Regions from separate parts of the Homo sapiens genome. Here region 1 is linked to region 2. A link is a loop called in an ENCODE intact Hi-C map of the cell type or tissue named here. Cell type or tissue: ovary. All regions are shown on one strand. Links, peaks and the distances in the headings refer to the core of each region. The heading gives the core; the rest is flanking DNA. Region 1 overlaps IGF1R (insulin like growth factor 1 receptor). Region 2 overlaps IGF1R (insulin like growth factor 1 receptor).

Region 1 (15,216 bases), core at 4,087-12,086, 43 kb before region 2:
GAGTTCAATTTTATGTGAAGGTTCTTTGTCAAAAGGAATAAATGTTTATTCAACAGATCCAGTTGTTGTCAGCATTGACAGATGTGAAAATTAGCAAATAGCAAGAAGTCTCCCCTTTAGAAAAGGAAAACAAGTACTTAAAAAAAATCTTGTGTTGTCAATAAACAAGTCCATTTTAAAAGCATCTTTGAAGGTGTGTAATGAAAATGGAGGCCTTAGGTTGTATCAGGGTTTATGAGGAGCCAGCTTATATGTAATCAGATGTTCCTGTTACTGTTATCACTGTAGTATAGGGCTTAGTTCTGCCCTTTAAGTCACAGACTCAAGTTACTCCTGATTTTACCAGCAGTCAGAATACATTTTTCTTTAAAAGGAAAAGAGACGATATCCCAGTGCTTCTCTATACTAAAACAGGAAGAGAAGCTTCCTTGTTGAAGTGACAGTTTAGATGTTGTTATTTTGACAGAAATATTAGTAAATATGTCACATTATCCCTTGCTAAATATTTATAGCATAGAACGTATACTCTGATGCATAATATTTTATGAAAGAAATATCTTTTGCCTCAAATCCCTTTCACTGTTTTGACATGAATCTATAATTTATACCCAGAGGTCTGCAGGAAAAAGACTTTATTAAGACCCTTTTATTTCAGCCAAGATAAAACTCCATCCTAAGAGGGAACACCCTGGAATCTTTGAGACCCTTAAAGGTGGGGTATTCTGAAATACCTGTGTTCGTTCCTTTGCTAGAATTTAGATAGCTTCACTTTTGCAAAAAGGCACAAAATGAGGGCAATTTTTGATGGAAAATTTTAGTTTTTGAGATGAAGCAGGGGGCACAGTGGCGAAGCGCCCTATCTTAGCACTTAGGTAGCAGCCGTAACAAGTGTCCTGGGTATTCCTCCCTAGAAAGGAAATGTTGGTCACAAATGGCAGTGTCCTCTGCATTCAGTTCAGCTATGTGACTGAAAGACACTGTTCTTCAGCAGCTGTGAGTTTACAAGATGTCGCACATTGAGTATTTTTCTCTAGCTTATTTAGAAACGCCAGTCTAGACTTCCGCAGTTTTGGATTCGTGGCCATAGTTTTGGCCTTTATTAGATGGCCCTCAAAGGTACTTTTCAGGTGGACATTGATTTCATGCCAGCTGTCAGAGATGATTTTCCCTAGAAATGGCTGGGTATATGGAGACATTCTGTATTAGAATGGAGGTATACACCCATCTCTTCTGTATTAGAGAGCAGGTGTTGCCCCCCGTGGTGCTCAGATTGCTTAGTGTGAGAAGGAAAAGACCAGTGATAAGAGGAGGAAAACTGCGCCTTCCATGTAGCTCAGTTAACAGCATCATGATTCTCCAGGATGGCCCCATTTCTGTTTTTATTTACAAAATGGACTTGAGAATTAATTAGTAAGCAAACTGTCTCCATTAGGTAAGTGGCATTCTGATTTGTCTGTGTAAAGTTCCATTTCCCAAGTAATGTGTTCCAAAGCATTTTTATGTACAACTACTGGAAACTGCTGTACAAATGTTTGCTGCTATTTGGTTGTAACAAAATCAGTAATGAGTTTCAAAATGGAATAATTTCAGAGCCCTTCATCTACAGTAGTTTGGGAAACACTTGAAATACCAAGTGATCTGAATTCACTACAAGCTCTCCAACTGGAAAATGTGCCTGGTGTCGTCTTCAAGCAAGAATCCCCCGCCCCTTAACCACTGCTGCTGTGGACTTGAGTCTTCAACCTTGTTTTGTAGACTTTAGCATTTGTATTGTGTCATCCTTGACACCTCCCCAACCCCAGCCTTCCCAGCTTTGATTGCTTACCTTAGCAATGCTCTCAGCTTGGACCAGAAGGCACGGATGTTTCCCTGACCTTAACCTCACTGTGTATCAGCTCAAGGAAGAAGCCAGATTTGCTGATGTTGTAAGCACTAAATTATGTTCATAACATTTAACCCTCACATCCATAAGCAAACTAAGTGGGAAAATATTGACTATTGTAGCAGTCATAGATTGTTTAGGAAGCAGCAAAAAGGCAAATTTTTCTTTAAAGTTCAAAATGGGGCGAAAGAGGGTAGGAAAGGAAAAGTTTATTAAGAAAATTGTATACTACATTAATTTGACTTTGCCGTCTAGACTTAAATTAAATTCATGTATTTTTTTGGTCTTAACACATTGACATGTATCAGTAAGTTAAAAACTTAAAAATACACAAATGATTAGATTAGCATTATTATGTGTTTCTTTCTTGTTTTTTGTTTTGTTTTGTTTTGTTTTGTTTTGAGATGGAGTCTCACTCTGTTGCCCAGGCTGGAGTGCAGTGGCATGATCTCGGCTCACTGCAAGCTCCGCCTCCTGGGTTCATGCCATTCTCCTGCCTCAGCCTCCCGAGCAGCTGGGACTGCAGGCACCCGCAACCACCCCTGGTTAATTTTTTTTGTATTTTTAGTAGAGACAGGGTTTCACTGTGTTAGCCAGGATGGTCTTGATCTCCTGACCTCGTGATCCACCTGTCTCGGCCTCCCAACGTGCTGGGATTACAGTCATGAGCCACTGCGCCTATTATGTGTTTCTTATAGAAAATCTCTCTAATTTTTTAATAAGCATGTTTTTACAAATGCTGTTTCCTGAGAACTGTCGCACCACATGCGACATGCCATGCATGCGACTGGAACATGCCAGATATTTGTGGGTGGTCCCTTCGTGTCACCTGTGCCTTCTTACCAAGTAATTTGAAACACCCGTGTAAACTACCTTTGGCAAATAGGATAGCTAAATCACCGCTAAGATTTATAATTTACTTTTTGGATATCTGAAACATCAACAATACAGCCATCCATGGCGTGTTCCTCTGGAGTGTGGTCCGTGCCGTCTCTGCCTGCTCCATCTGGCTGATCCCAGGCAGGCAGCTCAGCTCTCAGCAGACACAGATCCCCAGCACATATGAACGTGAAAGAGGCTTCTCCGTGGGAGCGAAGTGGCCAGCAGGTGTCACAGGCTGTGTGGGCCCAGCATCGTGTGGGCACTGTGCTGGGGGAATCCCATCACAGCATGTGCTGGCGTTAGTAGTAGACTGTGTGTGTCTCAGAGGGTCCAGAAAGTAATACAGTAAAGGCGCCTGGGGGTGTGTGGGGGTGGTTGGTTGGGGTTTGCTTGTTAGTTTGTTGTAAAAGCCCAGCTTTTCATTCTTGGAAAGATTTCAGCCAACTCGAGAGGGTTACCTGCCAGGAATGCTGCAGAAGCAAGAACTCAGTGGGTGAGCACTTCCATTTCTTCAACAAATGCTTCTGAGTCCCTGACCTGTGCCAGGTGCTCTTCTTGAGCTGAGAATCCTGCAGGGAGAAAAGAGATAAAGACCCCATAGTCCTGTGGTTTACCTTCTAATGAGCATACTTTTGTCGATCAAACAGGGTGACCTCTCTGGTGTCTCTGCACACTACCTGTATGGTCTTTGCGTAGCTGATGGGGTCTCCTGACTAGTGATTGGTGATTTTAATCTGGATTTTGCCACAGCACTTATTTTCTAACATATGACTTAATTTACTTAATAATTGTGTCTATTGAATGTATTCTTATACATACACACAGGCATGCACACACGGACACGAATATAAGCTTTACAAGGACAGAAACCTTATCTTTTATTTATTTCTTCCTTGTGTATCCTGAGCACTGAGAACAGCCTGGCACAAAGCAGGGCTCAGGAAATGTTTGCTGAATGCATGTTCACACTGGATGTGTTCGAAGGCTCTCACTCGCGACTCCTGTTGGCTTGTGGAGAGTGCATCTAGCTGTAAAAGCCATGGTGCTTGGATGTCTTGGGGTGCTGAGCCTGTTCCCCCCTCATTTGGGGGTGTGGTGCTATGCTGGCGTTTGGGTCCATGCCCCGCATTTCTGATGGCTGCCCCATCTGCCCTGTGTGGGGTGGCAGAGTTCTGTGTACACAGAGTTACATTTCGTTGTTCCTGGCTTCTCTATGGATGACAGCAGCACTGATAAATGCCACACCTGCTTTCTCAGCAGTCTTGCGGGGTGATTTTTCCTCTTAAGGAAGTCACCTGATGTCCATGCTGAGTAGGAAATGCATCCAAAGCTTTGGGAGCTCAGTGTTGGCCCCTGGGCTGCAGCCCGAGCCCCGTTTTAGAGCTGTGTCTCCCAGGCAGCTGTGATGACTGCTCGAAAGCCCACTCAGGGGGAAGGTAAACCTGATGCCCGGGTGTTTGGACAGTGAGCATGGCGAGTGGACCGTTACCTGTGCATAGAGTTGTTCATATGTGGTGACAGATGTTGGGCTGTTATTTAGTAACTTCAAATTGTTTTTCTTTGCGTCGGAGCCATGTCTAGGTTCTGAGTGCTTCTCCCAGGTCAGATGGAGAGCTCTTCATTTGGGGTTGGGGGAGCGGGGTGGTGTTTTCAGGTGCCCAAGGCATTCCATGCACATGCACCTGCAGGGTATGTGTCATCTGGGGTAAGACAGAGCCCTCCCGGTTCCTCTTCTGGATGTGTGCTTTTAGTTTTTAAAGAATGTCAGTATATACATTGCCATTTATTCAACAAATACGGACTGAGCATTCTGTTGTGCTGACGTAGCTACTTGGGGTTACAGAGACAAAGCCAACTCCATTCTCCAAATGGAAAACAAATGGAAACATTCTAGTGGTAGAAACAGACAACAAACAAGTAGACAGAAAATAATGTCAGACAGTGGTAAGTGCTATGAAAAAAATACAGACTCACTGATTGTGATGGAGACTTTTAAGTTGGATTCTCATAGAAGGCCTTTCTGAAGAGGGGACATTTGCCCTGCCACTGTGAATCAGCCATGAGAAGACGTGGAGAGGAACATGAGGTGGTAGGCCCCAGCGAGGGAAAGATCTCCATGATGGCATCGATTATTCGCTCCACAAATATTATTGAGCACCTGCTGTGTGCCAGGCACTGTTCCTGGTGTCAGGGTTATAGAAGTGGACAAAATGAGGCCTCTGCCTCTGTGGAGCTTTTATTAAAGTAGGGAAGGGGATGGGAGGGCTGGGTCACATGTTAGGTGTGGGGTACAGGGTACGTGGTGCCAGGCAGGTATCCGGGTACCTTTTTACGTAGGGTATTCAGAGAAGGTCTCTAGAGAGGTGACATTTGGACGAAGACCTAAAGGAAAGGGAAGGGAAAGGCGAGGAGCTTGGAGAGCTTGGTGCATCTTGGTGGGGGATGGGGTAAACTGAGTCAGTTATGTAGGGCCCTGGAGGCCACGGTGAGGACTTCGGCTTTGACTCTGAAAGGAGATGGCAGAGTTTGGAGCTGGTGTGTACGTTAACAGGACCATGCTGGCAGCTGCGTTAAGAGAGACTGTAAGGGCAAGGACAGAAGTAGAGAGACCAGTAGGAGTAGGCTGTTGCCCCAGTGTAGGGCAGAGAAGATGAACCTTAGACCAGGATGGTGGAGATGGTCAGTGGAGAGAAGTAGTCAGAGTCTGGAAGCACCAGCAAGACTGTCTGGTGCACACAGGATGCACGTGGGATGTCCAGTGAGGAGGATGAGATGAGGTTGGGTGGCTGGAGCCTGGTGAGTGACAGGCAGAGAGGGCTATTAGATCACATGGGCCCTGGAGCCATGGTGAAGAATTTGGATTTTGTTCTCTGTGTTGGAAAGTTAGCAGAGAGCTTATATGGGGGGTGAGATGGCATAGGGACAATGTTAATAACAGCAACGAATATTTATTGAGCACTTACTGTGTACCAGCTGTTGCAACAGCCTCTCAAGGGTTCGTTCTGCTATTAGAGCCATGTTATAAATGAAGAAACTGAGGCACAGAGAGGTTAGCTAACTTGTCCAAGATCACACAGTTAGGGACAAACTTGACAGAATTATGTGTGTCCTGGTATGTATTTCAGTTTTCTTTAGGGAAGGTACCACAACTTTGGGTAACTATGCCCCTACCCCAGGATTTAAGATGTTTTGATGGTTGAAGGGCGATGTTTAAGAGTGGGACCAGAGAATATTGAGGTATTAAAATCTCACTAAATCTGTATTCATTATATCTGTATTCATGGTATAATTCATGTGCCTCCCCCTTTCGTGAGCCCCTCAAACATGATCATGGATATGTTTTCTCCACCCGTAAAGTACGTTCATATTCATAGAAAACCCACAGAGAACTGCAGACCTGAAGGTTTCTTTGTAAGAGCTTTCATTGGATAGCTAGAAGGGCTGCAGTAAGTTTAAAAAAAAAAAAACCCAAACCACCCTGGATTCCAGGCTGCACAGCCTCTAGGAGGTGTGGGTAATCCCTTTATAAAGCTTGGCATAATTTCTGTTAAGACTTGCTTATTTTGCTCTCAGCTTGCTATCTTGATATGTTTGCCTTTGAGGAGGTTAGAGTTATTGTGATTTAATCACAGACCATGTATTTCGCAAGATTCATTTGGTATCTCCAGCTTGTTTTCTTGTTTCCTCGGCTGTCAGTCCACAGGCAGAGGTGGGAGGCGGCCGGCATGGGGGACCGAGTGTGGTAGAAAGGAGTGTTTACTTAGCGGAGGGGAGTGCTGAGGGCTGCTGTTACCTTCCCAGAATGGCTGATCCCCAGCAGTGATGAGCAGGCTGGGATCGTGGTGTTAAATTTGGTATTTTCTAGAAATATATAGCAGGCTTTCCCCTCCACCTGCCCCCCTTCAAGGTTTCGAAGCCTTGTGTTTTGCAAGAGTTGAGAGGGGAACAGTTAATAGCTTGGATTATCTTGTCTCTGGAGAGAATTTATGTATCAATTCACCGGAAGACTGCTCTGGTATTAGGGCAACAAGAATGGTTTTATTTCTCCCTTCCTTTCCTGCACTCTGTTCTTATGTAATTCTTGTATTAAAACCATTCCTGGTAAATTAGAACATGCTCTTGTATTTGGGCCCTGCTTTGAAGAAGGCTGCTGAGTCTAAAAAGTTTGGTAGCCTCTCGTTTCTCATGGTGATTTCTGAGATTTCTAGGGACTTGGTGTTTTACAGAGCTTGTTGAGTTGCACAAACCAGCCTCCTTGGCCCTTCTAGGTGATAAAAGATGCTGGGCTGGGAGGGCAGCTGTGGAAAAGGGTGTGGGCGAGGGAGACAGTGCTTCATCCTGCCTGGATGAAGCATGTTGGTTGTTGGTTTATTCATAAATTAGAAAAATATATTAAGAATTGAAGTTGTTCCTTATCTCATAAGATTTCTAGCAGGCTGCATAAAGTCTGTAGATGGTAATATCCATTTAAAAGTGGACAATGAAAAAATTACCTCTTTGGGAGTTGTGTTGCTATCTCTACCCCAATTTGGCAATCTTTAATTAACTTGGCAACCCCCGTTTTACCAACAAAGAACAACCTTTGATTAAAAAAAAATAAAATGTCAGGGAGTGAAAGATACGGAGTGTGACTCAGCAGATGGGAATTCCTTTAATAACACGCTGGGTGTTAGCGTTAGAACCGCCACTGAACAGCTCTGCAGGATGCCCTCCCAGCCCTCCCTCCACCTATTTGGATTAGACCAGGAGACTGCAGCAAACTTCTCAAGGGGAGGCGAACTTGGTGTTGGTATCTGAGCGATTGTCTGTTTCAATTGTTTCCCTCTGTCTTGGAAAACACCGGCACAAAACACAAATCCAGTCCCAGTTCCTGCAGCTGCTGGGGCGAAGCAGGCTTTTTATGAATGAGGCCCAGAAGGGGGAGGAGAGGGCTTGTGTTACAGCAGCAGTTGGGTAATACATTTCATTCACTTGCAGCCATCTAGCCCAGGCTTCATTTTAAAGGATATTGTTCATTTTTGGCAATTCAGATTAGACTTTTTTTCTTCCTTGTGCAACTGTTGGTAAGTTAGAACACGAAGCATGTGTGTGCATTCTTTTTGCTTGCTTTTTTGAGTGTTTGCTCCTTTAGTTGGGATAAATGGTAGGAGAGGTAGGAAGGCTTTGTCATCCCCGGGGACCTTGCTTACTTCTCCCTCCCAGCACCACTTAAGAGAAGAGGAGGTGGCCTCCCTCTCCCCAACCTCAGAGCCCTCAAAGCCCTTGATAGTGAGCCTGAGCACTTGTTAGGAGGTGACTTCTACCTGGGGTGTGCTGGGGTCCACATGTGCCAGTCTCTCTGCCCTGCTCCCCGTGAGCGGCTCTTTATTTGTGGCCCTTGAGGCCCCATTGTTGTGGCCACCAAAACCTGAATTGGAAGCTGTGTGACAATGCTGGTCCCCCTCCCTGCACTGCTTCCTGCTGGGGGCAGAACAAAGAGAGCGGGCATTGTCTCTGGCATAAATGAACCTCTATCAAAACAAACACCCAGAGAGAGGGGCAGCCTGGTTACAGCTGCCTGTGTGAGCCTCGACAGTGGGCCTCATTCCTCACAAAGGGAGCTTTGAGGCCCGGAAGAGGCCTTTCCTTGATGATCGAGCTGTGCACAGGGAGCAAACCCCAAGCCGACTGCTTGTCTGTGCCACCCTCAAACAATGATTTCCCCAAATTGGACAGCCTGGGTTTGTATCCTTGAGCACGGTTTTGGGAAGAGCATTCTGCATGAGGCATTGTAGCTATGTGTATGGAGTATAATTCTGTTTTCAGGTTGCTCTGCCACAGAGGTTAAGAACTCCCTCTTCCAAGGTAGACATTGAGAACAGAGACGACCACACTGGGTTTTCACTGCAGCTTTTAAACAGGATGACTCCCAGCCCCCATCCCCGTGGCTAGCAGCAAGCAGGGACTCTGAAACACTGCAAGCCAATGGACTGAGCATCTTACTTTTGCTGTCCGTGTTTTGGTGTTTTGTAAACCCATCTGGTAATGACCCTGATGCCCCATGTCCCAGCAAGGGCATAGGTACCTGCCATTGTGCACCAAAGTCCCTTTCCTCATGGCCCTGGCTGTTCTCCTGCATGGGGTCATGTGTGTCCCGTTACCAAGTTGTGGCCCCTTTTCAACCTTGAGTGCCACATCTGGGCTGTTGTAGGCATGGGTAGTACAAGCTGGGTTTGTTACTCTAAAAATGAAAGGGAGGATCAGTTGTTAATACCTTCCTGTAGGTGCGAGAGGGAATGAGTTGAGGATTCGATCACTGTTTATAGCCAGTCTCGGATCCTGATTGTGAAGTCATTCTTTCTGGATAATAACTACTATATCCAGCATCTTGAGAGTATAAAATAAAGGCACATGTTGTACGTCATCTCTGAGATGTAGCGATGGCTTGGACTTTGGAGGCTGATGAGAGAAAACTCATGGTGGTGAGCTGGAGCAGGGTGTGGCTGGCGGATTCTGAAGGTGCTAGCCCTAGTTTTACAGCTGACCAGGGAAGGTCATTGAACCCTACAGTCTTGGCCCTGAGAGAACCTTGGAGGACTTAAGGATGGAGAAAGGTGACAAAAGAGATGCAAGCCAACAGCAATTTTGTGGAACAAAGTGTGTACAGGATTTGAACTTAACTCTGCGAAAGACAGGGGTTGCTTGTATGCACGAATTCACATCTGAAGAATGCATCTGATTGTGGCTGCAATTTCTGTGGACGTGCAAACATCTACCTGTGCATTTTATTTGTCTAGCATCATTGAAAGAGTTTTTTGCTTGAGTTGATTTCCCAGGTAATTGAAGCTTACTTCTCAAAGCACAAGATATTTTTTCTCATATATTAGCGGTCTTAAGTGAGTGAGACCCCTAAGAATTCTTAATTCCTTTATCTTACTTTTCCTACAGGAAACTTATTATGTTTTCCTAGATAGGAATTGTGCTACCAAAAATGAAAAGTAAACGTAATATGTAATGTTCTACTGGTAATTGTTTCCATTTTAGGTTGACACCGAACTAATGATATTTAAATTGTAGCTGACTTGAAACACAGTGAAAAAATGGTTTCCTGCTGTTTTTTTAAAGCTGGATTCAGTAACATGAAGGTAATTAAAAATGTACAGATCTCAGTAATAGACAGTCATATGTTGCTTAATGACAGGGATATGTTCTGAGAAATGCATTGTTAGGTAATTGGATTTTATCATTATGCCAGCATCATACAGCGTACTTTCACAAACTTAGTTGATACAGCCTACTACACACCTAGGGTCCATGGTATAGCCTGTTGCTCGTAGGCTGCAAACCCGTGGAGCATGTTGCTGTTCTGAACGCTGTAGGCAATGGTAACACAGTGGTAAGTATTTCTGAATCTAAGCATAGATAAGGTGCAGTAAAAAATATAGTGTAAAAGATAAAAAAATGGTACACCTGTATAGGGCACTTACTAGGAGTCAGGCTTGCAGGACCAGAAGTTGCTCTGGGTGAGTCAGTGAGTCAGTGGTGAGTAATTGTGAAGGCCTGGATAAATACTGTACACTTAGGCTACACTTAGTGAATATTACATTTTATTTATTTATTTATTTATTTATGAGATAGGGTCTTGCTCTGTCCCCCAGGCTGGAGTGCAGTGGTGCAATCACAGCTCACTGCAGCCTCGACCGCCAAGGCTCAAGCGATCCTCTTACCTCAGCCTCCTGAGTAGCCGGGACTAGACGCACACACCACCATGGCTGACTAATTTTTGTGTTTGTAGTAGGGATGAGGTTTCACCATGTTGCCCAGGCTGATCTCAAACTCCTGACCTTAAGTGATCCACCCGCCTCGGCCTCCCAAAGCACTGGGATTACAGGCATGAGCCACGGCGCCTGGCCACAGTTAACTTTTTTAATAAGTAGAAGGTGTACACTCTTAAATAACTATAAAAAGTATAGTAAATACATAAACCAATAACATAGTCACTTATTATCATTATCACATATTATGTACTGTGCACTGTTGTACGTGCTGTACTTTTATACAGCTGGCAGCACGGGTTTGTTTGCACCAGCATCCCCACAAACATATGAGGAACATGTACATCTTACCACGGTTGCAATGTCACTAGGCAATAGGAATTTTCTAGCTATATTCTATCCTTACAGGACCACTATCGTATATGCACTTCATCTTTGAAACGCTGTTAGCTGCCTCATGACTGTATTTCTATTCCTCAGTCATGGGCTCACCATGCAGTACACATGTGTGGTCACTGGAGGGAATGGAAGAACACTGAGGAAATGCATAGCCTGTTTCATATATTTATTACACTATTATTTATTTAGAGGAATGTTAAGAAATCTTGCTTTTATGTAGTTTTAGAATGCCATGAAATATCTAGTTGGGGCATTATCTGCCATTTTGCAAGGTAATCTTCCACTTCTGAATAACGTTACAAGTAACCCGCGTTTGGAGGACTGATTTGGGACTAAGGCAAGGAATTTAGGAGGCACAAGTAGAGGGGAAGAAATAAACACATGACTTTTGTTTTTGTTTTTGTTTTTGTTTTTTGAAAGAAGGACAGTGGTTTGCTTGTTGATTCTGCTTTGAGAGGATGGGGATGCACTCCAGAGAAAGTGAAACGGGGCTATGGGAGGAAGAGAGCAGCGCACACACAGCACCTGCATTTGATTGTGAATGCGATTGTGACTCCTTAGGCAGGAAGGAGAGTGCTAAGACCGTCATCATGGACACTCAGAAAATACCTGCTAATCCGTTTACTGGAAGATACAGGGAGCTGCAGATAATTATTGTTTTTTAAGATGGAGTTTCGCTGGAGTGCAATTGTGCAATCTCGGCTCACTGCAACCTCCACATCCCCAGTTCAAGCAATTCTGCCTCAGCCTCCCGAGTAGCTGGAACTGCAGGCGTGCACCACCACGCCTGGCTAATTTTTTGAATTTTTAGTAGAGACAGGGTTTCACCATGTTGGCCAGGCTGGTCTTGAACTCCTGACCTCAGGTGATCCTCCTGCCTTGGCCTCCCAAAGTGCTGGGATTACAGGCATGAGCCGCCACTCCCGGCCGCTGCAGAGAATTTTTAAAATAAATGATAGATTCTCACAGATAAGAAGTACAGGATAATTATTTGCCAAAGTTTGAAACTGCCATTATATTCAAAGGCATTCTCTTTTGGGAGTGGTTTTATATTTAAGGTTTGAATTTAGATGACCTCAATCTTGAGGTGTTATCGGAGCATTACAGGGGAGTCTTATATACATGCAGGTGCGATTTAATTTGAAGATACTTCCATTTAAACTTTATGCTGCCAGAGTTGGCCAGCTAAGCAAAAAGAATTCTGATAGGTCTTATTCTCCTCCCCATCCCACACGCTGATTTTTTTTTTCTTTGTGTTTGGCCGAAACATTTTACATTTCTCATTTTTCACAGAGCTACTGTTTCTCTAGGATTGTTTTCCCTGAAGTGTGTACCCTGTGTTTGGGCAGAGCAGCAAGACCAGACTTCCAAATGGCATGCTGCGTTTTAATGTGCTTTCATAATTGTCTGTTCCAAAAGGGTGCCTGTGTGTGTATGGTGTGTGTGTGTGTGTGTGATTCAGAGCACCTGAGAGCACACTGCCCGTTGTCCCCTCCAGCCCTTCTGAAATGCAGGCCACCCTTTCTGTTTCAGTTGCCCCTTGGGTGGCAGTCTGTGATAACTCAAGGTCAGGAGGAAGTATTTGTTTTGGTTGTCTTGTTTAACTAATTAAATCTTTAATCTTGGTCCTTAAAAGAAACTAAAATAAAATCGTAAAGTAGTTCTGATAAGTCCTTGCCATAAATTATTGCTTTTGTAAACGCACATAAAGGACTCTGAACTGTTGCTACTCATAACATTTCTGACGCCAAATGTGTGGGGTTTTGCCATACCAACAACCAGTTGTCTAACTCTCCAGACACCAACTGGGGGCCTTACAATTCAGTGCAGTTCTGACACTCACCACCTGGAGTTAGCACAGACTCCACAGGGATGAGGGTTCAGTCCCACGAGTCTGCCCTTGCTGCAGATGCGAGTAGCAGGTATGGGGTGCCCACACTTCTGTCTGACTTGCCTGAAAGGTTGAGAGTTTGTTGCCAGGCCCCTTGCTTTCAGGTCTGATAACTTGCTAGGTTATTAAACCTGAAACTTGATAACTTCTGTAGATGTTGAAATTAGAACGGCCTCACTCACCTGGGCTCACAAAATTCCAGAAAGTAGTTGACGTCCTATTACTGGTTTACCGTGAAGGCTCTATGTCCAGAGTGGACAGGACAAGTGGAAGAGTGGCACAGGGCGAGGTGTGGGGGGTGGCGTGGAGCTCCTTTTCAGGAGTCTCTAAGAAGGTGGGACTCCAGCGGCAATGCCTTGTCCATGTGCTAAGCCAGCCGAGGGCGCACGAAGTGCTGTGTGGTGTCCAAGCTGACTTGGGAGGGACAAGTTTGGGGCCAGCCCCCCAGCCTCCCTTGTCATGTCCCACCTCTGCTGGCATCTGTGGGCTTAAAGTGCCTTCACTCCCATCCTTTTCAACTATTTCTTGATTAAAAAAAAAAAACAAAAAACTGTTGAATAGTAGGAGACTCTCTCTCTCATTGGTATTTGTGGGAATAAATATTAAATAAACACTTTCTAATAGGTGTTACCAGGACGCCTAAGGAAATTATCTCACAGAGTTTTCAACACTGTGAAAAGAGAAGCTGACTGCCAGGGAGAGATCCCTTTTTCCTAGTCCTTGTGAACATGTGCTGGACAGCCAGGAGTGGCACTGTGGCAAGAAACACCCGTTCTCTGGCATTAGTAAGAGGGATATAGCCAAGGGTATCTGTATACCAGTGTTAGGCCCATACATCCATAAAACATTGATGTGAGAGCTTTAGGGCACAGCTGACCCTAAGCCTAACGTGATCATTAATGTCATGAAAATTGGAGAATTGGTCAGGCGCGGTGGCTCACACCTGTAATCCCAGCACGTTGGGAGGCCGAGGTGGATAGATCACTTGAGGTCAGGAGTTCAAGACCAACCTGGGCAACATGGTGAAACCCCGTCTCAAAAGAAAAAAAAGAAAAGAAAATTGGAGAATTTATAACGTCTGATGTGACCTGTTCTTTAGGTGTTGAAATTAGAACGGCCTCACTCACCTGGGACATTCTTCAGCTCACGCCCTGTACCTGGCTTACAGTTGCTCAGTGAAATGCTTTCTTGATTGTAGCATGGTGGGATTTTTATAAATCCAAATGACTTAGAGGTAGGTGTCACATTTTTAGCAGCTAAAATCATACTAATCGTAAAGCTCAGATTCCTGTAAGTAGGGCGCTGAGCACAGGCTGCATCCTGGATATATGAATAGATGAACCAGATCGTGTACATGTGGGACACGTTCTTTGTCCTTTGGGACTTTCTTTTGCTTGGATGTTGGTAGTAACCATGTAAGTTCGGGCAGCTTTCTAGAAACTTTCCTTGTTGTGCAACATTATGCAATAAATGCACTGCTTTGTGATATCTGAGACGTTTTGGTTTTCTTCAGCTTGTTTGAGTTAAATTTAGACTCCTGGCATAGTTTTAGGTTTGAATGCATTCTCTGAGATAGGATAAGGACCAAAACATCCACTCAGCAGCCAGATGGGATTTTATCCTTGTGCTGCCATTTTTGAGACTCATGCCTCTGTTTCACTCTCTGTAAGATGGCATTAATAGTGAGGGATTGTTGTGCTGTGAGGTTTAAATGAGCTAATCCCTGTGAGGAGTTTACAGCAGGGCCTGGGCCATAGTGAAACACTGTGTATGTGGAAGCCACTTCACTTTTGTCATAGCTTTGTTGTCATTAGTGTATACCCTGTCTCCTTGCCGTTTATGGGTCCTTCTTTCAAGCAGTCGGATTTTCTGTCTGACATAGTATAAGTTTAGAGGAAACAATAGCAGCTGTAAGATAATAGTAATTTTCCTTCTGAAATCATTTTGGTGAATTTAGTCAGAATATCTGATCCATAAACTCTCATTATAAAACATTGCCTTATGATTGGAGTTTTTTCTGAGAACAGTTCCAATGAACATGATTTTTTGGTGGTGAGGTACTATTTCTGTGCAGTAATGAAGTTGTGAGGACACACAGATACCACATCCATGTTGTTTGGGAATTGTTTGGGAAAGGTACGTGGGATAGCCTGGCATGGGGAAGAATGATGTTAGGGTATTCTCCTTGAGGAGCTCAGAATAACCAAAGGTAAAGCATTTGGTGGTATAAGATATATTCATCTTAAAAATAAGTTGAAAATAATAAGATACTGGGAGATGTTAGCCACCGAAGTAAATAACTACAGTGAAATAGCTCTTTATTAATTTTGAAACCTAAAGTTGAAAGAGTTCCGTATTATTTGTCAGTATCTTTATCCTCTTCAAAAATGTTTCCAGCTTTGGGATAA
Region 2 (15,216 bases), core at 6,135-14,134:
GACTCTTGTCTTTAGATCACCAGCATCACCATGGTGCCTGGCATCAGTGGAGCCTCAGCAAGTGTTTATGGTGGAAACCTCAGAAGCTGTCACTTTCTCTGGCTGTAACAGTTGTCATCTTTGTTTACAGGGAAAATGCTCTTGAGAAAATGGAGGTCATTAAACACTCCAGCTTCAGCAATATCATCAGAGCTTTCCGTCACGTGAGTTATCTCACCAAAGGGTCAGATTCTGGTAAAAACTCTTGCCTTCACACTTACTTCTGTTTTATTTTGCCTTATTTGACATTTCACCAGAATTGATCCATAGGTTCAATAAGGCTCCATTCTGTTGGGACAAATCAAGCTAGAAAGACACTGAACTCTGGGGGTTACCAGAAATATCTGAAAGCAAAGCAGTGACTGTGAGGTGGGAATCTCTCTGAGAATCCTTTGCAGAACCATGTAACAGCTCTGCATCACTAGACGAGCCAAGCGAAGTGGTCCTGGATGGTTCAGTAGGCTCAAGCATTGAGGGTCCAGAGCATCCTTTGCCCCTGGACATGGAAGGGTTTTCATTGGGAGATGGCATTTAGGGCATCCTTATAAACGAGCAGGAGTAAACCTAGCAATAAAAACCAAACCTCTGCCTTCAGAGGTATATGCTATTACTTCTGCTTAAACCGTTGTCAGAGCTAACAGTTTTGGTTAGGGATTTTTGTGGGTCCAGGGCACGCCCAGACACCCAGATGCTTCTCTATGTTTGTAAGATGGCGAGTGTTGAGATGTCTTATAGGCTTATATTGAGTGAAAAGGAATAGGATCCTTTGTCAGTAGTAACTTAGGCTTTTTAGGTGGCCAGGGCAAGAGAACACCCCCCCTACACACACACACACACACACACACACACACCCCTACACCCACACACACCCACCCCTACACCCACACACACCCACCCCTACACCCACACACCTTCCCACACAAACCTACACCCACACACCTTCCCACACAGACCTACACCCACACACCAGGATTTGAAGGCTCTGCTAAGAGGCTACAACAACTGTAGCATACAACTAGCACACTTGTTGCTATTATGTGTAGGGGACTAGATGGAAAGAGTGCAGATAGGACTACCTACCATTCACCCCTACCAGCGAAGTGGAAGCACTCATCTTCTTTCCCTTCTTACCCTTTCAAAGCAAGTTGTTGAGGGATGAAGAGGAGAGTGACTTTAATCGTGGCTTTAAGTAGAGATTTTCTTTAGGAGTAATTGTTTCTCTCGACAGAGTGGATAGGCTTCCATAGTTGTCTTAATACCTTTTGTCCACCCCAAGGATTGACCCAGGCAAGGAGGATGAACCCTCCTCAATTTGGGAAAGTTAAATTTTAGGCACAGCAGGTCAAAGAGTAGGGAAGAGCTGCAGTTGTTGGAACCAAGTGACATTGATTTAGTCTGGAAAGGAGTCACAGAGGAATCAAAAGCCAGACCCTCCTGGCAGCTTTAGATGTGGTTGGGGTCTGGGAATAATGCTGGTCCCAAAATCACCTCTGGAACTAACTCCTGTAAAATGAAGCCTCTGCATCCTTCAGTAACTTACTTAAAATTTTGTTAGGGCTGCATTTTCTTCAAAGCCAAGTTCTGAATAAGAAGTATTTGTTTTGGGCTCTAGCCAGATTACTGAAGTATTGTTGAGGGAGATTTGCTGTGGAAGGTGTTGGGGGTACAGGGATTGTGAAGATAATGTAAAATATTTAACATTTTAAAAATTTTCAGTAAGTTCTCTTTCCCCAATGTCAGCATGACTTCTTCATTCATGTTCTTCCATCACTCTCCATTCAGTTAGAATCTCAATTGTGTAATATCAGTGGTAGCGACAATTATGAAATTCGTCCAGTGAGGAAAATCCGCAGAGCTAGAGCCCAAACCAGCAACTTTGTAGTGAGGATGACCCCACTGGCCGGGGAGAAACTGAACTGATTTTTTTTTTTCTCTCTCTCTCAGCTTTTTATTTTGAAATAATTTTAGACTTACAAAAAAGTTGAAAAAGCATCCAGGCATGGTGGCTTATACCTATAATCCCAGTGCTCTGGGAAACCAAGACAAATCTCTTAAAGCCAGGAGTTTGAGACCAAGCTGTGAGACTATCTCTACAAAAAAAAAGAAATTAAGTAGCCAGCAGTGGTGGCACGTGGCTGTAGTCTCAGCTACTTGGGAGGCTGAGGTGGGAGGATCGCATGAGCCAGGAGTTCCAGGCTGCAGTGAACTATGATCATGCCACTGCACAACAGTCTTGGAGACAGATTAAGACCCTGTCTCTTTAAAAAAAAAAAAAAAAAAAGTTTGTAAAATATCACCCAGTTTTCCCTAACGTTAGCATTTTACATAATCTATACACCAATTCTCACAGCCAAGAAATTAACAATGACACAATACTGTTAACCATGGACTATTTGAATTTCACCAGTTTTCCCACTAATATCCTTTTTCAGTCCCAACATCCTTCATTGTGTTTACTTACTATATCTAGTCTTCTCCAGTCTGTAAAAATGTGTCTATCTTTGCTTGTTTTTCATGACCTTGATATTTTTGAATAGTATGGACAGGTTGTTGCATAGAATGCTCCAAATTGGTTCTAATGTTTCTCATCATTAAACTCATTTTTATACATTTTGGGGAAGACTACTACAAGATTGACATTGCATCTCAGTGCGTCACATCTGTGTGATGTCAGCATCTTACCACTGATGATCTCTTAGCCTTGAACACTTGATTGAGGTGGTGCCTGCCAGGTTTCTCCAGTGTAAATTTTCTGCTTTTCGCATTGTTACTGATATCTTAGGGCTGATACTCACAGTATGCAGATGTCTCGTTTCTCTTTTTTCATATTTCTTTTCTTTTTTCTTTTTTTGAGACAGTCTTGCTCTGTTGCCCAGGCAGGGGAGTGCAGCCTCAGACTTCTGGGTTTGAGCAATCCTCCCATCTCAGTTTCCCAAGTAGCTAGTGTGCACCATCACTAATTAGTGCCCCACCAGTTTTGTTTGTTTGTTTTTTTGTTTGGGCAGAATCTCGCTCAGTCGCCAGACTGGAGTGCAGTGGCGCAATCTCGGCTCACTGCAACCTCCAACTCCCTGGTTCAAGCAGTTCTCCTGCCTCAGCCTCCTCCCAAGTAGCTGGGATTACAGGCAGGCACCACCACACCCAGCTAATTTTTGTATTTTTAGTAGAGACGGGGTTTCACATGTTGGCCAGGTTGGTCTTGATCTCCTGACCGCCCACCTCGGCCTCCCAGAGTGCTGGGATTACAGGCATGAGCTACCATGCCTGGCCTTCACCAATTTTTAAATTTTTTGTAGAAACTCACTATGTTGCCCAGTCTGGTCTCGAACTCCTGGCCTCCCACCTCAGCCTCCCAACCACAACTGGCCAAGGTCCTGTTTCTCATCACATTGTCACTCACTGATCTTGTCATGCTTTGGTGGAGCTTATCTACAATAATTATTACTGCCATGCTTTAATGGCAATTTTCTATCTTATTGTCATTTATTCATTGGAATTTTTACATAGGAAAGACCTGCTCCTTCTCAAACTCTAAACAGTTTCATTCACCATACTTTTCTCCAGGTAACTTTCTGGGTGGCTGAAAGTGACTTTCAAAGAATGGAGATATCTTTTCAATGTTGAGAGAGTGGCAGTCTGCTGGTTCCCAAGATGCCTTCTTCACCTAGCATTGAGACTCTGCAGAATGCCTTGACCACAGTTGTGATTTGGATCTGTTGGCTTGCAAAGCCCATTTGAGAATTTACAAAATCATTTTCACGGCCTGAGAGTCTTTTAGGTACTGATTTTTTTCATCCCTTCTTTACTAACAGACTTTATTTAGTAGAGTATTATTGGACAGGTTTGGGGTTCACCTTTATGAGAAAAAACTTAGATTTTCTAATTTCAGCTTTTTTATTTTCTTCCATCAGTGGGACAAAGTTGACATCATTGCCTAAAAGTAATTTCTGTGATTATCTGTGTATTTCAGTTAACCATGTTCTTTGGACTCACTGTGGTCTTCAGCAGGGATGGTGGCCAAACTATGTTTAGAAAGATAAAAATTAAAATGACATCTGCATCCTTCATGTAAACCCATAAAAAATAGCACGTGACCCTGAAGATCCTCTGCCTCTCATTCCAGGCATTACAATTGAAAATGCTATCTGGGATGTTAAAAACTAAAACTATTCTAGGACTTAGTGGAATATTGATAGTTAGGGAATGCTGTTTGCTTTCTTGAATTTTGAACCTGTTATTGAGAAGGTAGATGCGCCTGTTTACCCCAGGAAGGCTCCTCTTTGAAGACAGTGCCCCTGGAGCACATGACCTTTTCATGCCCTTGCCTGTCAAGACTTTTCCAGTACTCTAAGGTCAAAGGGCGTTGGGCCAGGCTGATCTAATCAGGGTATTAACCTTGCCCCACTCATCTTGATTTATTCCTAGATCCCAGTTCCCAGAGCATCCCTTTAGAGCCTCAGAAATGGAACACAAGACAGCTGAAATAAGCCCGTGGCCAAAAGGCACTCTGAGCATGAGGGAAGTAAGCAGGCTTCCCTGTCACTGCTGAGGCTCTGTCATCCAGCCCCAGCTGTCCTCTTGTGATCACTCAGCAGACCCGGGAAAAATTCAAGAATTTGTTTTTTAGTGTCAGTGGGAGACGTGGGGATCCTGCTTTTGCTGGGAGAGCTTCAGTTGTCTGAGTCCCCACTCAACCCCAGGCTCCTGCCAAGGCCACCAAGGGCAGGAGCACTGGAAGGCTGACTATGGAGTGAAGAGGCCACTGGGTTTCACAAACAGCACTGTCAGCCAAAGCTGTAGCTTGTTAGCCATCCAAAAGAATCTTGCACCTGCTGCCAGTGAGCTTACACCTAGATGACAGCTGGAGCTGACACTCATTCAGCCCTTACTCTATGCCAGGTACTATTCTAAACACTTGCCATATACTCAGTTGTCCCACAGATACAACTATTTATCCCCACTTTAGAGACAAAAAATTGAGGCACAGAAAGGTTAAGTAATTTGGCCAAGGAAGTGCAGCTAGTAAATGGCAGACCTGGGGTTTGAACCGAAATCAGTGTGACTCTAGAGTACCTACTCTTAGACCCTACTCTCTACTGCCTCTCATTAGAAGTCTCCCCCACCTCCCTACCACCACCATCACCACCCACCCTCCCAGCCACATATATGCTCACACTGGGTGGTTCAGATGGCTAGAAGTGGCAGCTCAACCTTGTGTGCCTCGGACACGAAAATATTAGGTTCAGACACCACTCAGACTTCACATTTTCATTAGTTTTGGGTAGAGGAATGAGAATAAATATTCAGCGAGACAGCCTTTTCTAACTGCAAGATTGCATTCCTCTTCTTTCTAGATGCAGTGGCAAGAACAGTACCCTGGATGGTGGAGCTGGTAGTGGTAGATGAGATAGAGCAGTCCCTTGATTCTGCTTTGTCCCCATTAATGACAGATCTGAGGGCATCCAGAAGGAATCTCCACAAGCCCAGCCTCCACAGTGGCTGCTTCCTCTACATGGTAGAGTGGTGCTCACCTCCACTCCTCCATAGATGCCAAGTCATCTGTGGTATAGATGTGGATGTCTTTGTTCAAATGGTCCTTGAGTCTTTGCTCAGATGATCCTTGGTTCTTCATTTCACCTGGGAAAGAAAATAATTTGCCTGTTGTCATTTTATCCATAATATTAAGAAAACTTAATGGCACAATCTAAGCTTTTTACCATGTTATTTATCATGGGATTACTTTTTTCAGGTGTCTTCTGAACACGCAGTTGTCCCACCAAACTTTGACACTGCCCTTGTGATTAATTTTTGCCTACATTAATCACTCTCCCTTGTTTTAATTGCACATTACATTCTTTTCTGTCCTTCCCGGACATCTTTGCTAGCACAGTGAGTGCAGGGAGGACTGTCACGGACTCTCTCCCCTCTTGAATGGGGGCATTCCAGCAGAGTGTGTTACATGAGCTCAGAGCACATGATGTGAGAGCCTCGTGATGAAAGATACTGCAAAAACAGTGCGCACTGTTATCAAACCTGACTGCCTTCACATCTTGCTTTCTGTGGTGCAAAATAAGGTTTTTATAGTGTCCTGTTTCTTCTGTTATCATCTAAACCAATGGGGAACGGTGAGTAAGTAGTAATCTTCAGAAAAGAAGAAAAGACAGGGAGGAGAAAGTGTACTGGAGGCCTGCTTTACCATTAAGTTGTTAAGATGGAGTCTCACTCTGTCACCCCGGCTGGAGCGCAGTAGTGCAGTCGTGGCTCACTGCAACCTCCAACTCCTGGGTTCATGCAGTCCTCCTGCCTCAGCCTCCCAAGTGGCTGGGGACTACAGGTGTATGCCACCACAACTGGCTAATTATTTATAGAGATGGGGTCTCATTTTGTTGTCCAGGCGGGGTTTTTGTTTTTTGTTTTGTTTTTTTTTTTTTTTTGAGGTGGAGTCTTGCTCTGTCACCGAGGTTGGAGTGCAGTGGTGCAATCTCAGCTCACTGCAGCCTCTCCCTCCCAGGTTCCAGCAATTCTCCTGCCTCAACCTCCCGAGTAGACTAGCTGGGATTACAGCTGCGTGCCACCACGCCTGGCTAACTTTTGTATTTTTAGTAGAGACGGGGTTTCACCATGTTGGCCAGGCTGGTCTCAAACTCCTGACCTCAGGTGATCCGCCCGCCTCGGCCTCCCAAAGTGCTGGGATTACAGGCGTGAGACACTGCGCCTGGCCGTCCAGGCTGGTCTTGACTTCCTTTCGCTTGTAGCCTCCCGAAGTGCTGGAATTACAGGCGTGAGCCACCGCATCTGGTCTCTAAGTTTTTTTTGAAAGTGTGTGTGTATGTGTTGAAAAACAATCTTACTGCCATCATATTGAAGTTACCTAGTGCATTTCTTCTTCAGGGTACGAAGAAAAAAGAAAAGTATGTCCTGTGGTTGATAGAAATCAGTAAAATGGAGCCCTGTACGAGGAAGTGCTGATGAGACTCCAACTAACTCCATGGAGATGAGCTACAAAAAAAAATACTGATTGGGTTCAAATCCTTGGCCTGCCATTTACTGGCTGTGCTTCCTTGGTCAAATTACTTAACCTCTCTATGCCTCAATGTTCTCATCTCTAAAGTATGGAAAATAATTGCATCTGTGTGAAAACTGAGTTACTATACGTAAAGTTTTTAGAATAGTACCTGACATACAGTAAGTGCTGAATAAGTATCAGCTAGAGAGAGAGAGAGTTAGTTTCCAGCAGCCTGTTTCTGTTTGGGGTCACATGTGGTCTCTGTCCACCTGGCTTTTTAGGCCTCTCTTACCTGTTCCCTGTTTATCCTTGCCTGCCCCAGGGAGGAGTTTGAGTTGGTACATCCTGACTGGGTACTCTGCCTGTGGTTAGCAAATACTCTGCATGTTGAGTGCTTTCAAAATACAGAAACAAACAACTTGTGGAGGCATTGGAAAAGTGTGTTTGAGAAACAAGCAGCCTCACCATGAATGGGAGTTTGTTTCCCTTTCTCGTCTTTCTGGTCATCTGCTGCACGGGCAGGAGGAGCTGTGGGTTGCTTTTCTTCCTTGGAACATGGAGCACCACTCTCCCCTGTGCTGATACACTTACAAAGAAGTTCACCTACTCCTTGGAAAGTTCTGGAAAAGGGGCTTCTACACTGTTGGCCTCTCGAGGAGAACGGTTTTTGTTTCTGTCTTCCTGGAAAAGAGGTGACTGCTGGCATCATCTTTCTAGATAAACTCCTTGCTATGATGCCATTAGAAGCAGTGTTCTTTTGTGTTTTGCTTTTGTTTTTCCCTGTAGACAGGAATAACATTTTGACTAGAAACTTCCCTGATGTAATAACGAAGATGGCCTCCTTAGAAAGTTCCAGAACAGACCCCTTCACCTCTGTCCCCAGAAGCAGAAGTAGGTGATGCACTTTCTTGGCAAGCCACATAACTACCATTTCTCTACAATCGAAGCTCAAAAATCTGTGCTTGTATACGTTCATTTTTTGTTTTTACTTCTTTACTTCCTTTGATAAGACAGAAACTTCTGTATTAAAACTGATTTAACTCTGAGGGGCTAAGTGAACAACAATCTGTTGTCCTATAGAGGTCAAGGCAGTGCTCACAACAGGATCATTGTGCTGCTGTAGTTCAGTTTAGGGGACGGGGAATGTTTATAAAAACAAAGTTTTGAAATGAGGACAGGGAAAGGCTTTGTTTACCTGGGGCTCTAGACTTAAGGTACTCATTTTGCCTGCAGAATAATGAAATGCAGAGTTGTAATTAGAAAAGGTTGATGTAATTGATGTGTTAACAATTTTTGAGGTTTTTCTCTTTCCACTTTAGGACAGTCATGCAATTATTTTTCTGAACCAAAATCAGAACCATCAGTCGAAGGCTAAAACAGGCCTGGGGAAACACTGTCTTTTGGCAAAGAAAGACAAAGATCCTTGTTCTCTAGGCCAGTGTGCATATGTGTGTAATGCTTTAAAGAACAATTTTGACAAGAACTCTTAGGATGCAACTTGTAGAGTGATTTTTAAGGAGATGCAGTAGGATTTGTGCAAGTATTCTGCTATGAGCCTAAGATTTTCAACATGGAAATCTAGCCATGCAGTGACTCGTTCACTTTGGCAGTGTCTATCTTAGTCTGGGGGTGAGCGTTTGTAGAAAATATTTAGAGACTCAAGTACACTCATTTGAATTTTTGCTGTTAGCAAATAAATGGCAATATGTGTAACGTGGTGAATGGGATGTAAAGCTGTCTTTATATTACCACGGTTAGAATTTAATTTTGAAAGTTGCAAGTCAAACTGCTTCCTCTTGCGTCATTAAGTTGTGCCTCTTGTTTGCTCACCGGCATGTGTGTCCTTGTGTCATTTTGGTTGCTGTGAAATTGCTCTTACCATTCTTTCATCCTTCAACCTGCTGTGCTACAATCCTAACATGCTGTTTTTGTTGAAAATGCATTCACTCTTTTTGGCATCTTTTTTCCCCAGAAAGTTAGAATATTGGGAATTCATTGGTATTAGTGAAATTCCCACCTAATGCAGCAGTTTTTTTCTCTTACCTGCATAATAGACGCAGAACAAATTAACTCTAAACGGATTAGAGCTGTCAACTGACAGATACTGTGCGAGATACTGAGGAAGCCTCAGAGATGATACCAATAAACAGGACAGGGCCTTCTGGTCGTGTTTCTACTTCTCTTATTGGTTTGTCTTAGCAATTTTGAATTGCACTGAAAACGAAATTTCATAGGTACACGATACAGTAGTTAGTTTTAAAAGTTTTTAAAATATTAAAAAATTGAAAGTATTTAAAATATTTTTAAAATATTTTAAAATCTGCTGTGTGAGATAGATAGGAGACCTAGCTTTTCTTCCTTCTTACCTTGATCCATAGAGAAAGCAACCCTGAAAGAAGAAAAACTCACCCATTTGAGCTTTCTTTTGTTTCCACTGAGCAATACGGAAGAAATTCACCGCTGGTTATAGGTCTTCAGTGCTTTCTTCAGAGTGGGATTGTTTTTTGTTTCACCATAAGTAGTAGTCTATTAAATTAACAGTTGCTAGAGAAGAAGCTGCATCTATATATGCAGTTCTCTTCTTGTCAAGCAGTATATTTTCACGATAGCAATGAAAAAATTCCATCCTCACCAGCCGCTGAAACATAGTAATACTGCAGAAATTCCTGTGAACTATGCGTTTGCTGCTTCCTTTTGTTTGTTTGTTTTCAGAGCAGATGGGCTTGTTTGCTTTTTGCTTAAACATTAATCAAAAATCAATTTATGGCTATGTAAGTGGCATTAGATAATTCTCATTCTGACTACAGTAAATAATATCTATTTGTTCATGTTAGATAAGTCTGGGCGGCAGTGGAATGTAAAATAGAATTACATGAGATATGACATATGGCTATGTGTTTTATAAATTAATGCTTTTATGCATGTGGGAGGAGAAGTAATTTAGCTTACTGACAAAAAGAAAAGCAAAGGAAATTCCAGAGAAAGAACAGGATACCAAGTCTAAATAAATTTGGAAGACAAAGAGAATATCATAGTTTAGTTCAATCTTTTAAACAAATTGTCACAATTTATACGTTGGGATAAGAGAACCATGAGAAAAGGTATATTCTAAGTCCTGAACATCTTTCTATACCCTGAAGATGTTTTTATAGCTCTTCTGCTGACTCCCTGCCAAAAAAACTATTTACGGTTTGGGGTAGGGGGCGTGTCATGCCATACAGCTAAATACACTTTTTTCCTAATCTAGGAGGCATGTCTACTTACAAATAAATTGCTTAAACTAGTTAGGCTTGTGTAAATGTAACTGACATTTCCTTGAGATCAGAAAAAGTTTTGCTGATTAACTATATTTGTGTGTGTGTGTGTGTGTGTGTATTTAGAGAGAAGGAGGGATTTTATAATTATTACAATTTGATTTGAAATGTCTAGAGAAAGTGAGAGATTATGGAAATTACCATAAATGCTCCCTTTTTCATAGATTTAGATCTGTTAATTGCAAGAAATCTTTTTTTAAGTGAATCAATGGGAACTTTTTATTTCTTCCCTAAGATTCATTTAGCCTTGAAAAGGCCAAAAGTTGAATGAAGCTTCTAAATGCCAATCTTTCCCTCCTTCTGTTAAAGAGTATGCTTCAACTATAATTACATTTGCATTGTTTAAAATATTAGTAATTCTACAGCCAGACCTCTGAGATAGCTGAGAAACCAAAAAGTGAAGTTCAAAGACATCATCAGGCACCCTCTCCACACACAACATACCAGGCCCACCAAGGAGTTTACATGAGTGTTTTTGCCTTGTTAGCCGTGGAACGACCTGGGCAGTACCCAAAACTTAGCAAACTCTTCTTGTACCTTGTATTCAGTAGACGGTCAGTAGCACCGAGAGTAGGGAGAAGAGTAAATATGTTTCTAATACTTTATTCAATGTATGTTGTTAACAGTGTAGACACTCTGACTTTCCTTGTGAATTGCGCCTCAGTATTTAGTTTTCATTTACCCTGGATCAGATAGGGCATGATAACCTTTGAGGGGCTTTGTGCATATGTAATTTGGAATCTGAGTCAGTCGGGCTGTGTCTCTCCCAACTTCCCTTCTCATATTCTTCTCTCTCCTCCTCCTCCCCTCCCTCCTCCTCGCCTCCCTCCTCCTCCCCCTCCCTCTTCCTCCCCTCCCTCCTCCTCCTCCCCTCCTTCCTTCTCCTGCCCCCTCCTCCTCCCTCCTCCTCCTTCCTTCTCCTCCTCCCTCCTCCTCCTTCCTCCTCCCCCTCCTTCCTCCTCCTCCCCCTCCTCTCTCCTCTTCTCTCGTTTCTCTTCTCTCTCTTCTTTCTCTCTTCTCTCTCTACCATTGCTGTCAGTTGAGATGGGCCTGTGCGGCACTTTGTTTGCAGTTGATTGGCAATCTTCTGTTCTACTACTGCATCTGAATCATCACTTGCTTCCACCAGTTCTCTGAATGTCTTACCTAGTGATCCTGGTGGGGAAATTACAGTGATTAGTGTTCCAATTCTTGTTTGCCCATAAGTGTTTCAAAGTAGTATTTTTAAAAACTCTTCTAAGACATTCTCTCTTCTCATAGTAGATGCAGTGAATCTTAAAGGTGCCCTAACTAAAATTTTTGTGCTATAAAATTGGCAGCTTTACAAAATAAAAGGTTCGAGATATGAGCCTGATCAAGGCTCTGCATTTGCAACAATATCCTTGGTTTGCCTGGCCCTGTTATATTTTGCTGTTGTGATATGACTCCTGCCAGTGCTATTTCCATTTAACCTTTGTTTTTCTAAAAGACAGTAATAATTTTTCATTTCTAGGGAGTCTCTGACATCAGCTAAAGGAAAGACACTTTTCTTTGACTGTATATACATTTCTCCCCATTTCATTAATATCAAAGTTGCTCTTTCAAATGGCTTATAAAATTTTAAAATTACACCAGTTGCATAAGCCTGCATAAAAAGCAGACTCCTACATAAGCTGACAATGCATTTGTACCGTGGTGTTGAGCAGTTTTAACATCCTCCGTGCCTCTGTGCTTCTGCTAGCTACTGCTCTGATAAAGTTATCAAGGTATCATTGGATGCATTGACCAGGATGAAGACACAACAGTATGGCCTTATTAAATTTGGAAATAATGAACAGACGAGTAGAGAATTTAGGAGCAATATAGGCAAGCTTAATAGGTCTTTACTTTGGGGCCTGTAACTCCAACTACATATGGAAGAATTTAAGTACAGGAAAAGTTAAGCTCTTTTCCCAGTAGTTCTGCTGACAAGTTGGGTGACTTCGGGATGGTTACCTCTTCATGATACCACACGGTGATGGTAACAGAGGCACTGTCCAGTCTCTGGTTCATGCACACTGGTCTTCTCAGGGGTCCCTGTATAGGTGACACAGTGGAGAACAGGGCAGTACTGCCAGACTCAGGGACCCAGTTCATCGAGAGGGGCAGTGTTTCTCTTATGCTGCCTTAAAGGCATTGGATGCCTTTTGGAAAGCCAGTGGACAACTCCTGCATCCACCCAAGATTAATGTTAACAGCTTAAAGAATCATTGCAATCAAGGGAAATTTTGCAACACTTTGTTGGGATATTTTTAAATAAATGTGTGAACACCTTGTTTTAGGCTTGCTGAAAATGACCCAGGAATTCCTTGACCCGGGAATATAGTGTATGGCTGCCAATTATTATATTCCTTCATCAGACAAAGGCGGAACAGTTCACTCTTTTTCTTTTTTTTGGACACAAATTCTCACTCCCTCACCCAGGTCAGAGTGCAGTAGCATGATCTCGGCTCACTGCAACCTCTACCTCCTGGGTTCAAGTGATTCTCATCCCTCAGTTTCCCAAGTAGCTGGGATTTCAGGCACGTACCACCATGCCTGGCTATTATTTGCATTTTTAGTAAAGACAGGGTTTTACCATGTTGGCTAGGCTGGTCTCGAACTCCTGACCTCAAGTGATCCTTCTGCCTTGGACTCCCAAAGTGCTGGGATTAAGGTATGAGCCACCTTGCCCGGCTACCGGACAGTCCACTCTTTACAGGGGGGCGTCTTGGTATAAGTATGGAAAGCTCCGTAGATGCCGTGTCAGTCCATACCCTCACCACCTTCTTGACCCTGTGCCGATAAACTAAGAGATGTGGGCAGTGTACCATCTGGAAAGGAAAAGGCTTTGGAGCCAGGTAGTCCTGCCTGCATTTGAATCTGCTTTCTACCACTTACTTACATCAGGTTTTCCTTGTCTATAAAATGGAAGTCCTTGTACCCACCACCTAGAATGGAAGTGAGGATTAATCCAGACCAACGATGAAGAGTCCAGCATGCAGGAAATGCTCGTTTATAACCATGGAAGTTTCGAGGACTTTTGAAATTCGATGACATTAACCTTTGAGGTGCATTTTAGTTGGCTTGTGTGATGAGGCCTTTCTACTTCTAGTTCCAGAATCGTCTGGATCTACATTATGTGGGAATGTTTATTCCCCCCTTTACTTTCCCAAAATTTGCTAAACATTTTCATTGCTATTTGAGTTTTTTAGGAGACATACTGAGATGAAGTTAGGGATGTGAAAGGTTTACTGAGGATAACACCAATGAAAGGAAGAGAGGAGGAAGATGATGGGTGTGGGGAGCGGTTTGACCAGGACTCTGATAGGACAGACACTCTGCCAGCCCTCCGGGAGCTCATTTGCAGAGCCCCCTGTTAGATGGATATAACCGGGCCCTGGGACCATTGCTGGGCTCAGTTACTGGCCAGGAGCTGCCTAGGAAGAGTGTGACCTAGGCCAAAAGTTGAAGTGGACCCTAGAAGAGCTAGCAGCTGGAGGGCATCTGCTAGTGACACTCTGGAGCTGGACAGCAAGTCCTTTCTGAAAGAGGATCTGAGCTGAGTATCCCTGTGGTCCAGTATTTCAAGTTGGAACCTCTAGGTTTGAAAAATACATGTTTTGGGTGAGAGTTTGATTATTCTTAAAGGGACATATCTTTCAAACATATGGCTGTGGAAGAGGAAACTTGTTTTTGACTTGTAAAATACCAGCAGAGCCTTGCAGTGATCACAACTTATGTGAAATACAGACCATCACCCACAGTTTACGTGTTCACACTAAAGTGCCAGTCTCTCTATGGGTTTTAGAGCTGATTTAGATACATGCATTGCTAATACAGTCAGCCCAGCCAAGATAGTGCCATCCTCCGCAAGCATCCACTAAGGCATGGAGTCAGCTTCCGTCATTGTTAGATCAGTACTTGTTTCTTTCCCTTGCTTATTTTTCCTAACCTCTCTGAACCTGCTGTGTTGGAAGCTTAAGGAACATCATCCTCTGTTGGGCAGAATTCTTCCATGGCCACCCCAGCATTATGCCCCACACCATTTGACTTACTCATTTGTGAATGCCAACTCAGAATGTATTGCTTTGATTCTTGATTAGGATCTCAACCTCTATTTATTGTTAAGACTATCACCCTTTGATTCCCCCCCATCCCATTGTGTCCTTCTAAAGGCACAGAATAGAACATCTTCTGCCAGAAATAACATACAAATTTATCATCATACAACTGTACAATATGCAAATAACTTGCTAGATGATATTACTGAAGATTCTACATCCAATTAAAATAAAAAGAGAAAACACCTTAAGATAACCATACTATTAAAAGATACAGAAGACAACTGGAATAAATGGAAAGACATACCACATTTATTAGACAGGAATAATCATCATTAGCAAGATGGCAAGATGTCAGTTCTCCGTAAGTTTTTCAATTTAATATAAATCCAAATACAACAGATTTTTTTCTTTTAGTTAGATTCTGAGGTTATCATTAAAACAAAAACAAACAAACAAAAAACTGAACAAGAGCAAGGAGTCCTTACCAGGTATTAAAAACTTCCATAGTGCCTAAATAATTAAAATAGTGAGATACCAATAGATGAAGAGACAGACCAATGGAACAGAATAGAAAGTCCAAATGTAGATGCAAGTACCTGTGGAAATTTAGTTATTCGATAAAGGTAGCTTCACAAATCATTGGGACTAAGATAAACTCTTGATTTACTGGATTGGGGCATGTAAATTATGGCCCAATCATGCCATGTTTCTTTTCTCTGGAAAAGAAAGTAAATTAGGTTCATACATTATACCATGTACCAGGCTAGACTCCAAGTGAATCCAAGGTAAAAGT

What was found. Peaks named below come from ENCODE experiments on the same cell type or tissue, not always from the same donor. Only the 100,000 strongest peaks of a DNase experiment are listed, where the experiment ranks them.
Region 1: it touches region 2 in a loop (2.2-fold over the local background); 51 of 110 quality-filtered maps call a loop at or near these places.

The regions. Positions count from the first base shown.
Region 1 is chr15:98,793,150-98,808,365 of GRCh38, forward strand. The region is part of intron 2 of IGF1R (insulin like growth factor 1 receptor); the gene reads left to right. Among named protein-coding and RNA genes, the nearest start is that of MIR4714, 16 kb to the left of the region's middle. RefSeq lists a silencer at 1,611-1,905 and enhancers at 3,803-4,594, 6,296-6,991. In ovary, for the core only: no CTCF peak of the experiment used is centred there; a DNase peak (open chromatin) is centred at 7,642; H3K4me3 peaks cover 260 bases; H3K27ac peaks cover 1,339 bases.
Region 2 is chr15:98,834,221-98,849,436 of GRCh38, forward strand. All of the region lies in intron 2 of IGF1R (insulin like growth factor 1 receptor), which reads left to right. LOC124903561 (a long non-coding RNA gene) reads right to left here. Exons shown (of 2, transcript XR_007064773.1): 1 at 5,780-15,216; 2 at 1-5,676. Among named protein-coding and RNA genes, the nearest start is that of MIR4714, 57 kb to the left of the region's middle. In ovary, for the core only: no CTCF peak of the experiment used is centred there; no DNase peak of the experiment used is centred there; H3K27ac peaks cover 1,318 bases.